4 separate regions of the Homo sapiens genome follow, and all the other regions are linked to region 2. A link is a contact called in ENCODE Hi-C or POLR2A ChIA-PET data. All regions are on one chromosome and are shown on one strand. Each heading gives the region's core, a stretch centred on a gene start or an enhancer-like site at or near the end of the contact. The rest is flanking DNA. Distances are from core to core; before and after follow the strand shown.

Region 1 (3,279 bases), core at 155-2,654, 560 kb before region 2:
CTCAGACAACCAGCCATTTAAAGCCCTCTTTACATTTAGTGTTTTTAATATCTGCTCTTAAATTCTTAATTCATCCCAAAGTGCAAATGATTAATATTAAATTTCCTTTTTTCTTAAGAATGTTTATTTTAGCAAGAAAATAGTAACTTCCAGTACTTGTGGAACAACAGAACAAAGACCTTCCATACCTCATTTATATTGATCTTAATGTAGCGTGTCTATTACTAAAGACATTTTACAGAATAAAACCCCAAATAGTCTTAAAAAGATAATTTGATTTTCTTAAGGACCATTCTCCAAATTCTTCGGACCCCAAAGACCACACCACACTCTTCCTCTATCAGGCTGCTACAAGATGAAGGAATGATCAACTAATTTACAGAATTTTAGGCTTTACCTAGAGCAGTGGAGAATGCAGTTTTTAGAGTTTTAATATTTGCTCACCCTTCCCCATATAAAGCAGAGTCTCAAATATAAACCCAGATTTCCTGCCTGCAACTGTAAATTCAGTTTCTGGATATACATCACCAAGATAAACTGTTAGATACAAGCATCACCCAGATGTTTTGTAGTATTCATATTAATAATCCTATAAGCCTCTCTTTGGGGCAGAAAACAATGATCATTACTGATCCAATTTCCATTACTGGATGAAGACTCCCAACTACTAATACAGATACATGTGTCTATCCCTCCCTTTACAGCTAACATATAAGGGCTAAATGGAAATCCTAGTAGTACAGCATTTATCTATCATTTTGCAATAATCTGTGGGCAGATAACACAATAGCGACTCGTTCCTTTAATTCAATTTCATAATCAGAAGTGATATGCAAAATATAAGTACAGAAAAGCTATTTTCAGAAAATATGATCTGATTTTTCACAGTTTTTGAATAAGCAAGATAAACGTTATAATTTGGAGTATGGTAATGGCTTTGGGAATTGTGTTCTGAGAAGTAAAATAAAAAGGGATTTAGCATGTAGATTAATCATATGGCTTTTCCAAAGATTCAAAATTTTGAGAAAGCCATTTTTAACATATCTGAAAATCACTTAGAATTTTCAGTGCCATCCTAGCCTCTTCCTCTAATTTTGGTTCATAACCACATCTTATTTTGCTGGATTGCAATGGACTTTGAGGTTGCAATATGTTTTATCTGATGCTGATTCAATTTAGACAATAAAGGATTGAAGTTCTTGAAAGAAACATCTGGCCAACAAAACCTGATATGAGCAGAGAAACTATTAATCATTACTTTAGGTTATGGAAAATCCCACATTCAAATGAACCAAAAAGATTCTTGAAAATCTATCCCTCTACTCCCCATGAGGAAACAGTAGATTTTTCTAAAGCTCCCTGGGTGACAAATGCTGTCTGGTTACAACCATCTTAGCTAGAGCTAAGATGGTTTCAGAATCAAACTACAAATCATTTTGAAAGTTTCCTGTTTTGCAAACTCCGGATATAAGCTAAAGCGATTTTTCTATTCACTACCTAGACATCACCTGCTCATCAACAGATTTTAAAGCATCTTGCAGAGGCAAATTTCCAAAAAAGGTAGCCTAAGTACTTATCCACTATACCACCTCTTCAAAAGCAGCAGAGAATAAATACAAAGTTGTCTGATTAGTCAGTAAACAAAATGAATTCAAGCTGAGGTGCCTGAACACGGGCAAAGGAATGTTTTGTGCCACAGGCCCAAAAGAACAAAGCTCATTTTGTTGCACATTATCAGGTGTCATGGTTCATATCCTGGAGTGCCTTTAGAGACCCCAGGTGTGGCTGCTGCTCAGTGTTTCAGAAACATTCTTCTGTTTGGAAGGACATTGAAGAGCCGTAAATGCCACAACAGTTTCTCTACTTTCTAGGCCCTCTATGGTTTTGAAATTCATCCCATCTCCTTGGATTTATATTGATTGTGGGTATGGCTTAGTGGTGATGGGGGAAGGGGTCTAGTTCTCCAGGAGGAACTCAAAGGAAGGCAGTTGTATAGAACCACAGAAACATATAGAATTATAGAATAAAGTATTCTGAGCAGCTAATAAGACGACCATTTACTACTTTGCCACACAGAGGGAAAAGAAGGAAAACAGCTCCCAACAAGGAAAAAAAAAATAAGTACCCAATGGTCCTCTTCCCTCTTTTGAGCATGGCTGTTGTTTCGGGGTTTTTCCAAGCCTTGTTTTTTTTCATCAATTATTTTCTTTGATGCCTACTTCACTATGCATGGGAACAGAAAGCAAACTATTAGAAATTTTCACACTGCCAGAAGTTCAACAAATGAGTCTACAATTCCCAAGGCCCAGGGCCTAGAGAAATACCAGCTGAAATTAAAATAAGGAGAAAGAGAATCGATAAAGAGGTTAATTAGCTTATGTGGTACAGTCGAGGGAGGCAGAGCATTTTGCTGGGAAATAGCCAGGATGTCCCAATGGGGAGATGCAATCTTCTTAACCAAACGAGATGCCTGGGGAACTCTTTTCTCCAATACTTCATGAACACTAAAAAACAAAGCCACAGATACAAAGGACAGAGTGCTGGCCATGAAGAATCATGGGGAGCTACTTCATAAACACTTTAGGAAATACTGTTTTGCCCTCCAGCCAATTTCCTCTAAGCTTCAAGGTCAGAAAGAACTTTACAAAGGGTGACTAGCTGAGGAGTCATCCAATTTACTTCCTACTGACCCAAAAGAGAAGCCATTTATTACCACTGGCAGGAATGGATGAATTCTGACCATCCCCATTCTGACTTGGGAGTTTCTTTTTGACTGCAGTAGGGTATTTGAGTTTGAGGCCAGGGATCAAAATAAACTGAATGCTCACTCAGGACAGAAGAGTAACACTGGCCCCCCATGAAGAGAGTCCTCTGCACTTCCCCAGGGGTGAGTGTGTGACTGTATATTTTCAGTTTGGTATAAAAACATCAGGAGCAGAATAACTCACCTGCTGAGAGACAGGTCTACTTCCCTAGGTCTGAACATCCTTTCCATCTTTCTTTAAACTTAAAAAGCACCTATTAAGAACTGTTTACTCTGGTTTTAAAGTGGAACTGACATGACAAGCGGCTGCACAGAAACAGGCCGAGAGAGGAACAATGAAGTCATGAAGGAGGCAGCCCTGGGCCCATTTCATCTCAAAAGAAGACTGCTCACCACTGTATGCTACTCTGCCAAGGTCCTAGAGACTTAGAAGAAGCAAGGAACCATGCTGTAGAACCAGGGCAGGCGGTACTCTAGAACTGGGAATTCATTTTCCACAGGCTTAATGTAAAAAG
Region 2 (3,555 bases), core at 737-3,236:
CTGCACTCCAGCCTGGGCGACAGAGCGAGACTCCGTCTCAAAAAATAATAATAATAATAATAATGACAGTCCTACTTTTCCTTTGTAACAAAAATAAAAGTTACCTATAAGAGTTAAAGGTAAATAAAATTTGTAATTTTAATTAAGAAACACTAAGTAAACATACAACTTCCAAGAAGCCGGGTTCCCCACTACCTGGTTATAAGTAAGTCTACAAACCTAAATGAGCATTGTACAGCGCTTACTATAGTTCATAATTATTCTGTCATCAGGGACAAACATTGTAAAGACACTTTTTCCTCAAAGCCTTAGCATTCAATTTTTTTTTTTTTTTTTTTTTTTTTTTGAGACAGATTCTTGCCCTGTCGCCCAGGCTGGCGTGCAATGGCTCCATCTCGGCTCACTGCAACCTCCGCCTCCCGGGTTCAAGCGATTCTCCTGCCTCAGCCTCCCGAGTGGCTGGGATTACAGGCGTGTGCCACCACGCCTGGCTAATTTTTGTATTTTTAGTAGAGGCGGGGTTTCACCATGTTGGCCAGGCTGGTCTCAAACTCCTGACCTCAGGTGATCTGCCCGCCTCAGCCTCCCAAAGTGCTGGGATTACAGGCGTGAGTCACCGCGCCCAGGCAGCACTCCAACTTTTTATATGGATTGTTAACTGTACTGGTTCTTGAGAAGCCAGACTGAGCGCTTATACAATTAGTCCAAAGATCCCCAAACAACATTTAAAGGCTGTCTACAAATTCAAGCTAAAAGACTGTGTACAAATTCATTTGTGTGTCACAAAACATTTAATACTGAAAGAGATTCTTATTCAAATAGGCAGTGTGTAAATGTGGGGTCTGTTAACAGTTCAAATTGCAGATTCCTTTCCTTCTTTAAGTTTTCATTGCACCACCACGAACTAAACCATTTAACATACCTCAGAGGTCTCTGGGTACCTAGTCTCTCAGAGGCCTTTGGAGGCCCACGAAGGCTTATCTTAACTAAAATTGGCAGGGCTGGCTGATAAAGTTAACGGAACTCCCCATTTTGGAGGCAGACTTAGTAATGGTCAAACGAAGAAACTGTTGTGGTCTGTTCTTAAAAAGCTACTAGTATTTAGTGCTTCACAGAGGAAGTAAAGAAAGCAATAATCCGAGATGAGGAGGAGCAAATACAGGCGTGGCGGTAGTTCAGGACTGAGTCTACAAGGGCGGTTCTCAAGGGCGTCACAAAATCCTATGGAAGGCTTGGAGGACGGCACTCCTGGATCTGAGCCCTACGTCCCAAACACCTTCAATCGTATTGTGAGGAAGAAGACCTTTTACACACTCCCTGCTGCTGGCCCCCGGCCCCCTCGCCCCACCTCCGAGTGGTCACATCACACGGCGGGAGCCGCGGTCAGCAGCTGTGATCACACCCCCAGGACCGTGCTCTGCGGGCTGGGCTCGAAGCCTTGGGACGCGGCACTTCCTGGTTGGTACGGGATGCCGGTCCCATCGCCCCCACCAGCCCAGTCATGCCACCGCGCACCCGAACCAAGGGCGCCCGGATGACCTGGGGACACCACACACACTGCACCCGAAGCCCTGTGGCGGCGAGGCGGTGCATCCTGCAGAGGACGCCTGGGCTTCAGCCTGAGCCTGCGCGGCTCTGCGCTCCAGGCAGCCGCCCGCGCGGCAAAAGTGCGTGCCAGAGTTGTCAGCTTTCACCCTGCAGGAATTCCACCCGAAGGCGTGCGAGGGAGGCCCTTGGGGATCGCTAGGGAGTCCGCCGCCGACTCACTCGCTGAAATCCCGTCCAAGTTGGGCGGGGAGCGGCCAGCTGCCCAGGTTGGGCGGAGGAGGGACGGAGGGCGAGGGCAGTGGAAACCCGGCTCCCACGGGCGCCCGGTGATCCGGGTCTCGGCGCGGCTCCTACCTGCAGGGCGAAGGGGCCGCTAGCACCTGCGCGTTGGCGGCGGACTCTCAGGGCTCGGGTGCCTCTGGCACAGCTGGAGCTCAGCGGGAGGGAGGGAGAGAGGGCGGGCCGGAGGGGGCTCTGCGCTGCGCGGCCGGCAGGAACTCTCCGCCCGGATTCGCCCCGGATTCGCAGGGGTGGAGCGAGGCGGTGCCAGGTCCCGGGGCGTCGCGGTGCCGGCTGGAGGCCCCAGCGGGGCAGGTCTCGCGACTGGGCCTCTGATCGCCCGCGTTCCTTGTTCTCTTTTCCCAAAGTTTCATAACTCGACCGCATCACCCTAGGGAATGCTCGCTATTAGGACCATTATCAGGTCCTCTCGAGCCGCCAAGGACCAGCCACCTTTCCCGGAGCTTTGCCTATGATATCTATTCTTCGACTACTGCGGATAGTAGCCACAACTGGTCCAACTTATAAGTAAGGAATCAGCAAATCAAACGGCTAAATAACTTGCCTGAGGTGACATAATTAAGAGACTGGAGCTTTGCTGGAGTCTTTATAAGCCTTCTTGCACCTCCTTAGGGAAGTGTTATCGCCAATTTACAGGTAAGGAAATGAAGGCTCAGAACCAGCCCGAGGTCACACAGCTTAGATGGAGGGGGACGGGAATTTGTGTCCCGATGTCTCTAAAACTGGTTATAATTCAGAAATCTTAGCATAAAATAATAAATTGGGAGCAAAACAGGGAAAAGACCCATTCCACCTATGGAACCGTTCAAACACGGCAATTTTGCTGTTTTCAGTCCACTTAGAATAAAGTCTTAAGAAAAAGAGAACCAGTTGTCATGTGGCTTGAATAGCAGCCCTTTGGGAATGTAATTTTGAATATAGGCCAGTTCCAACCTCATTACACGATATTGCATCCCGCCAAAGCCAGGGGAAGCAATGGCCTCCCCATGCACCAAACTGCTAATAACGTCAGCCACTTTAAAGCATTTAGTGGATATTACACAACTGCGACTGACCAAGTTACATAATGTCTTACTGCACACATGGCATTGCATGAAATGAAAAATATAATATACCAGTCCAAATTAGGGGAGGGGGGCCAAATTATAGTCTGGAACTCAGTTTTCCTGTAACCTACAGTTGCTCAGCCCTCCTTAGACCACATTTTTGTCTCTTGAGCACATCTTTTCCTAATGATAGAAGAGTCACACAGCCCTCACTCTTTCCTTGTTGACATAAATGATTGATGTCTTTTGAATCCTATGATACTGACAGATTTTTACAATTAAACACATGACTCTCTGAGCAGAGTATTGCCTAAGAGGAGTTTAGTAAGTTTCAGACAAGCATGTTACTGGAAGGCAGAATACCCTCTCTCCTCCCCTCTTTCTCAAGCTTTATTAGTCACAGATGGTCTGATAAGTCTTGTGCACACACGTAACTGCATTCTTACAAGCTTGTCTTTAGAAATTATAATGCTTTTGGTTGAGAAGCAGCAGTCTATAAAATTGCATCCCAAATTCTTAAGTGTCACTATGAAAACATTTGGCACTTGCCTCCAACAATAGGTCTTTCTACTAAATCTAATTAGAAATAAAATTATCAAGGCCAAGCGCAGTGGCTCACACCTGTAATCCCAACACTTTGGGAGGCCGAAGCGCGTTGATT
Region 3 (3,453 bases), core at 519-3,018, 790 kb after region 2:
TCTTTACCAATGAAAATAAACATATTTATTGTCCTCAATGCACTTTTTTCTTTGAAATAATAACTCCTCAGAAAGACCGTTGCAGTTAAGAATATCAGCTGTCACACAGAGCTAAATCCTTTTAATTGTGAATTTTTTCCCCACAAAGCATGATGAACTACGTCTTGACAGGGCAGGCAAAGTATTAAAGTAAAATATTTTTCCCCACATTTTATTTTTCTTTTCTTTCTTTCTTTCCTTTTTTTTTTTTTTTTTTTTTTTGAGATGGAGTTTCACTCTTGTTGTCCAGGCTGGAGTGCAATGGCGTGATCTCAGCTCACTGCAACCTCCACCTCCTGGGTTCAAGCAATTCTCCTGCCTCAGCCTCTGGTGTAGCTGGGATTACAGGCACACGCCACCACGCCTGGCTAATTTTTGTATTTTTAGCAGAGATGGGATTTCACCACATTGGCCAAGCTGGTCTCAAACTCCTGACCTCAGTGATCCATCTGCCTCAGCCTCCCAAAGTGCTGGGATTACAGGTGTGAGCCACTGCGCCCAGCCCCCATTTTCTGAGGTGAAATGAAGGAAGAGTTAATCATTCATGCTCCTTTTCTTGGGTTCAGCTGCCATCCTTACTTACCTCTGATGGAGGACTAGGGATTTCTGGGACTTGAACTCCTGTTATAGAAGGTCAGATTAGCCTTAAGCTGAACAGCAGCAGCTACCTGGGCCTTTCTCCCCTGAATAAAAGTTCTGAAGATCTAAAATGAAAATATGAAAGGAAAGAAATTATCAAGTTCTGTCTACTAAATATCTCAGTGGATTTCCTACCTCAACTGGTAGATTTGTCTTAAGGCCTTTGTTTGGAGTGTTTTCCTACAAGTCTCAAAGTCTAACAAAAGCAGGCGTTCCCGGTCAAGCTCTGCCAAATTCACCACGTGACCTAGGACCTGAAGTGAACTTTCGTTTCTCCTGTTCTCTCTCTTTCCGACCTTCCCTCCCCGCCAAGGCAATGCAGACAGGGACTCAATATATTATTTTGAGTTCTCCATAGGAAAAGAATTATTATTAAAACAATAAGCTCTCAAGATAAATACCTTTATATAATGTATATACATTCATATATACATGAGTATATACTAGCTTTCATATCTGTATTCTTTTTTTTCTTTCTCACCCAGAACTCAAGAAGACATGCCTGTATCCCTTTTTTTTTTCTCTTTTGAGATGAAGTTTCACTCTTGTTGCCCAGGCTGGAGCGCAATGGCGCAATCTCAGCTTACTGTAACCTCCACCTCCTGCATTCAAGCAATTCTCCTGCCTCAGCCTCCTGAGTAGCTGGGATTACAGGCGCCCACCACCACGTCTGGCTAATTTGTGTATATTTAGTAGAAATGGGGTTTCACCATGTTGACCAGGCTGGTCTTGAACTTCTGACCTCAGGTGATCCACCCGCCTCGGCCTCCCAGTGTGCTGGGATTACAGGCATGAGCCACCGCACCCGGCCCAACATGTCCGTATTCTCAAAGCTATAGAGGTGTCTTTGCTATTTTGTTCTCTTAGGTAAGAACCGGGTCCTCACCTTACACTTTATTCCTCAGGTGAAGAGACTCTGTGTGTGTCCATTCAGGGAAGCATGAGAGCATTTGATTTCAGCTGAGCAGGTTTAGTCATCTAGGAGCTGCTCTCTTAAGTGTTTAACACAATCGTTAACTAACTAAAACTTGCAGGAAATTAATCTGGAATTTCCCAGTAATTACATGTTTTAGATAAGTTTTTGAATTGAGTCCAAGATGATGTGATAGTGCATGTTCATAATTAACTAAGAAACTGAGAAAAGCTTTCTTAATCTAAAAACAAAGCCAAAAATCTTTCCATGCAAGGAAAGAAAATCTTAATTGATTAACTCATTAATAGAGCAGGGAAAAGAAAACAAAAGCAAAAGCAAAAAAACTAACTTGAGATATAGCTGAACTCATAATGTGTATTTGTTTTTATTTCCAGTTGCTGCTTACCATTAGCTGTGCAAGACCAAAGGATTTTGTGCTTTCTCTTGCCTAGTAATTGTTCAGTCCAAAATTTAACCATGTTGTTTTTGTGTTATTACCAGGAGCAAGAGGACATGTGTATTGGTGAGAGAAGAGGGGTGAGGAGTCAGGGATAAGATGAATCTGATTAACTTCAGGGGTTATTAGAATAAATCTTGTAGGCTTGGAGAATCTTGTAGGCTTGGAGAATCTAGAGTTCTATGAGAAATGGTAAGCAGACTTCATAAATCCTGTCTGCGTTGCTGCTATGATCTTGGCCTTCCCCTGACATACTCCCAAGAAATAGAAACGAATAGAAATAGAAATCTAATAGAACTAGAAATAGAAATATTTCCCAAGAAATAGAAAGTAAAACTGACAAAGCCAATGCAAAGAAATCAGTTCGGAAGCTGTTAATTTTCACACGATCTGTGTTCAGTAACCGCCCTCTATCGGCTCTCCTGAATAGCACACTATATGGGACGGAGAATCTGAAAGGCCTTTTTGCTGGTTTTCTTACTAACAGAGAGTTCATAAACCAGGATCTTCTTCAGCCTCCAAGGTAAGGAAATGTGTGATCTCCAAGCTCCCTCTTGTATGTATTGTGAACGCCACTGTCAGAAGAGAAACACCAAAGTTATTCACCTGGAAATGTTGCAGTATGAAGACCATGTATTTGATGGAGAGGTTATTTAAATGGTAACTTTGTTAATGAATTTCTTTGCTAACTTTCCCTGCTTTATTTTCATGCCAAAAACCAGAGAGGTACAGAGAACAGAACTCGGCACCACAGTCTAAAAGTGTTAAGTTTCAGGCACAACACTGCTGTTTTTGAGCTGTGGGTCCTCAGACAAGCCATTTTAGCTTTCCGAGCCTCAGTTTCCCACTTGCCTGCTTCTTCACCACTTCCTGGGGTGATAAGAGAAGACCAAATGATATGTTTGTGAAGGTGCTTTGCCACTCATGTACCCTATGCAGACCCTATTATTAGTAGTACTTTATAAAAGTAAGACATCATTTTCTCATTTACAGGACTGAGGATTAGAAAGAATAATGCTGGGTTTCTGGCTGCCTCCGCTTTTGAGGGCCTAGGAGGCATTCTGACCTAAAGAGAGTAGGCAGTGGAGTCAGACATAAATGTAAACACTGTTAGTGTGACCTTTGCAGATCATCTGTCTGCCCTGTGCTTCTATTATGCTATCTATCTGCAAAGTAAAGAACTTCTTTACAAAATGCCTCATACAAGTGTGAATACAACAAACAAGCTCCATCTCTAAAGTTCTTCATAGAAAACAGAATTATAAGACGCACTCAGTATCCAAGGATAAATGATACCAGGAAAGGGCCAAAGTTAATTAATCCTCTTACAATAAAGAGCATATTTCAAGGTAAATAATAAAAATAATTATCTTAAAATTAACAAAATGTATATGGTTATTTGCAA
Region 4 (3,667 bases), core at 544-3,043, 530 kb before region 2:
AACTGTGATGACAAGACAATAAATTTTCCCAACCATTTGAATGAGCTTTGGAAGTGGATTTTTTACTTGAGCTTCCAGAAAAAAAGCCCAGTCTGGCTGATGCCTTGAGTTAGCCTTATGAGCATTGAAGCAGAGAACCCAGTTGAGCCTGACTGAATTAGTAACTATAGAAATGTACACTAAGAAATGAAGGTTGATTTTGGCCAAAAAATAATAATAATAATGGTAACTGTGATAATGTGAACTGGCATCCTCTCCCCCACTTACAGCAGACTTGAGGTTAATCTAGAGAATGAATTTTGGGCTAGAAGAAATCATCCAGTCCACAATCAGTGTCTTCAATTCTAGAATCAATTGAAATATTTGCTTATCATCAAAATAACATTTTCTTCAAGGCATTAGTCCAAGATCTGTATCCCAGCGAATCACAAAGAGGAGAAAGAAGAGCCAGCACAGAGTATTTATAGGTCACTGACTTGGTGCACAGCCAGAAGATTTTTTTTAACCAACATTTCTGCCAAAGGAACTATCTGCAGATTCTCTTAATGGTTTTTTGTTTTTTTTTTTTTTTTTGAGATGGAGTTTCGCTCTTGTTGCCCAGGCTGGAGTACAATGGCGCGATCTCAGCTCACTGCAACCTCCAACTCCTGGGTTCAAGCACTTCTCCTGCCTCAGCCTCCTGAGTAGCTGCAATTATGGGTGCCTGACACCACGCCCAGCTAATTTTTTTGTATTTTTAGTAAAGACGGGGTTTCGCCATGTTGGCCAGGCTGGTCCCGAACTCCTGGCCTTAGGTGATCCACCTGCCTCGGCCTCCCAAAGTGCTGGGATTACAGGCATGAGCCACCACGCCCGGCCTCTTAATCGTATCTTAAAGCATTTTAAAAATAACAAATGAAACTGAAAAAGATAAATCGAGGTATCTAAGCAGTTACACTGAACTCATTTCTGAAGCTCATGGACAAACTATGTAAAATCTCAAGAGACTGAAAACTATTTTCTATTCTCAAGATTCAAAGTAAAAACTTAGAATACAAAACTCTAAGAAAGAGAAGGCAGAATGGTGGCAGCTCCAGAGGGTGGGCAGAATCCTAATCTTACAACAGACCTGGGCAATTGCTGCTGTTAATTCTACCAGCAGAATGATGTAGGAGGGCTCCTTACAGCCTGGGCCCGCCTTATATTCTCTGCACAATCAGAGTGGAACCTGGGCACCTATTAGTCCCTTTCCATGCTATCTTCCTGTGAAGATTCTTATGAATAAGAAAACGTGACCTTTATCAAGGAATAATTTTATTCAAATTGTGTAAACTGGATATTTTCCACAGTTTCTTGTCAGGAGGTGGGCAGAGAAGTTAAATTTTATACCTACTTTAAAAAAAAAAAAAAGCCCCTCATGTAATGTTAGCAACTGACCAAATACTCCTTGGATTTCGTGTCTGGAGAGAAGGAACTAAGAAAACATACAGTTCTCTGAAATGTTTCCTGGATTCTTTCCTCTTTTTCCACAAAAATAGAACTACTCTTTTTCTTTTTTCTTTTTTCTCTTTTGATGGGGGATGAGGATTATACAGAAGATTTGGCAACCTAAATGAACATGAGAGAAAGCCAATAGTATAACTAAAGGAAGGGGATCGCCAAAACCATTCACTTAGGGGAATTTCAAACTTTGGTGCTAAAGCTTCCAAATAATCAGCATCACCATTCACCAAGGAGCAGAGGAGTTCGGTCTTGCTGACTGCCAGTTAAGGGCTCTGAAAAAAGACAGTCTCCTTGGCAGCCGTTCCAACCTGGCTCCTGCCCCCTGTGAACCAAGGAAAAGTGGAAATCTAATTCCATGTAGCCTGGAAGAAACCTTACAGGTCCAGGGCTGTGGAGAGGTCGGGTGAGGAACAGGAGTTCCCACCATGCCACTAGGGTTCTGGAAGCCCTGGGAAGCTGCCAGTGGCACTGCAGCACCAGGAACTGGTTCCTAGAGAACTGCCTCAAATCAGACACACATAAGGAAGTCAGGCAGTGATGGCGCTGCATGGGAATACAAGCAGAACAATCTCCTCAGAACTACTTCGAGGGTACTGTCTCTCAGCCATCTTCCAGGTTTTCCACAACCCACAAAGGTCTTTCAGGTGGGTATAATTTGGGGTTACTTGTTAAGATGGAGTTACAGCACAGCTTCATTGGCAAAGACAATGGGATCTCATATCTAGAAACAAAACTTTCTGGGTTTCACCATTTGCCCGTTATCCCCTGAGAAACATCAGCATCACCTGTTAACTTGCTTGGGAATGCAAATTCTCAGACCCAACCGAGACCTATGAATCTGAAACTCTGGAGGGGGGCGGCAGGGAGGAGGGCAGGAATTTGTGTCTTAGCCCCTCATTGTTAAGATTCTGATGCACACTAAAATTTGAGAACCATTGAGCATTCTAGAGCAACACAATTTCATGAAAAAATAGCTTTGGAAACAGCATCTGGATATTAGGCAAAAATATGTGCCTGAATAGAAGAAACACACTCCGTTCATAGTAGGGTTCTATTCCCCAATTTTTTAATTTAGTAGTTCTTTGTGAAAAATGTCCTCTCACATGCAGCATTTTAAAATGAGAAATCTGGGGCCTTCTCAACCAACTTCACACCCGCTTTCCAGGGCAGCTCAAAACAAATTACTGATAAATCAACATGGGGCACTCTGAATCATCAGTCCGTCTTTAGAACTCCCCACATGGTCAGCTGAGGCATTCCATTGAGAATGCATCATGTCTTGACTTCTCTCTCTGGCCAATCCTGCCGTCATTGCATTTCTTAATAAACCTCCTGCATGCTAAAAAAAAAATAAAAAATAAAATCAAATGAGCAATTTATTGCAAATAGCCAGTCCCAAAGAAATCCTTTTGCCTTTGTTGTTTCCCTCAAAATTGCACATTATTTAAGGGGCCTGTCTTTTACACATTTTTATTAGCACCTAGAGCAATACAAATCCTCCACAAACTCTAGCAAATATGTATTAATACAGTAATAAGTAATTCTAAGAGCAAGCACTCAAATTAGTAAGGTCTGGTTTCCTGTAGATTACTAAAGCAGGGAAGGAGTAAGGGGGAGAACTCAGAGAAAGCGTGCGCTGACTAAAAGACAGAAAGGAAGCAGAAAATTTATTCTGAGCAGATGCCAAGACTTTGCCACATGCTTACAGTAAGAGAAATGGAGAGCAGAGAAAATTATTTTTAAAACCTTCTTTCCTTGAGAACTAAGTTATCATAGCCCTGCTTTAAGATATTAGGTAAATACTTTTTCAATGCAAGACATAGGTGGACCCAGAATATTAGCAAGAAATGTGCCTTAAATTATTTAAAGGATACAGACTATTTATTTTCCATGGACAGGAATCATCTGTCTTCATTCATAAAATTCAAGCTGATAATTTTTTGATAAAACTGTTTTCTTTATAAATTGTTAATAAATAAATAAATTGTTGATAATGTATCATTTCTACCCAAGACTGGAACAAACACATCAGCCACTTAAATTCCTCAGCAATACTTAGGCTGCTGAATTTGTTATCAGTGGTAATATATGTTAGCTTGCCTGACTTTAACTGCATCTCCTCAAAGAAAAACGTAGATGAGAAAGTAAAAGTGTAGAGGTGGTGTGGTAGAGTGGAAACTGATGA

What was found. A loop is a pair of places that touch in the nucleus more often than their neighbours do. ChIA-PET counts read pairs that join two places held with the same protein, here RNA polymerase II (POLR2A). Pooled maps may share reads with other maps.
Region 1: a loop to region 2 is called in a map with no recorded cell type, with 2.8 times the contacts of the local background. The contact joins the enhancer-like site here to the promoter of PLD1 in region 2. A Hi-C loop is called at or near these places in 4 of 37 single-sample maps with no recorded cell type and 3 of 50 pooled maps. POLR2A ChIA-PET finds 5 or more read pairs at or near these places in 1 of 52 experiments (Panc1).
Region 3: a pooled map shows a loop between it and region 2 (6-fold over the local background). The contact joins the promoter of LINC02068 here to the promoter of PLD1 in region 2. A Hi-C loop is called at or near these places in 2 of 37 single-sample maps with no recorded cell type and 6 of 50 pooled maps. POLR2A ChIA-PET finds 5 or more read pairs at or near these places in 1 of 52 experiments (GM12878).
Region 4: a map with no recorded cell type shows a loop between it and region 2 (2.7-fold over the local background). The contact joins the enhancer-like site here to the promoter of PLD1 in region 2. A Hi-C loop is called at or near these places in 6 of 37 single-sample maps with no recorded cell type and 5 of 50 pooled maps. POLR2A ChIA-PET finds 5 or more read pairs at or near these places in 1 of 52 experiments (PC-9).

Annotation. Positions count from the first base shown.
Region 1 is chr3:171,253,992-171,257,270 of GRCh38, forward strand. The region is part of intron 2 of TNIK (TRAF2 and NCK interacting kinase); the gene reads right to left. Among named protein-coding and RNA genes, the nearest start is that of MIR569, 150 kb to the left of the region's middle. RefSeq lists enhancers at 1,797-1,846, 2,988-3,037. Within about 2 kb of position 1,405, at least 6 of the 41 ENCODE cell types and tissues checked have a DNase peak (open chromatin) inside an H3K27ac peak, as active enhancers do.
Region 2 is chr3:171,808,497-171,812,051 of GRCh38, forward strand. PLD1 (phospholipase D1) reads right to left here and starts at 1,987. Exons shown (of 27, transcript NM_002662.5): 1 at 1,903-1,987.
Region 3 is chr3:172,593,839-172,597,291 of GRCh38, forward strand. It overlaps LINC02068 (long intergenic non-protein coding RNA 2068), which reads right to left and starts at 1,769. Exons shown (of 4, transcript NR_146714.1): 1 at 1,565-1,769; 2 at 623-743. RefSeq lists a silencer at 2,281-2,575.
Region 4 is chr3:171,281,786-171,285,452 of GRCh38, forward strand. The region is part of intron 2 of TNIK (TRAF2 and NCK interacting kinase); the gene reads right to left. Among named protein-coding and RNA genes, the nearest start is that of TNIK, 180 kb to the right of the region's middle. RefSeq lists an enhancer at 3,561-3,620. Within about 2 kb of position 1,794, at least 13 of the 41 ENCODE cell types and tissues checked have a DNase peak (open chromatin) inside an H3K27ac peak, as active enhancers do.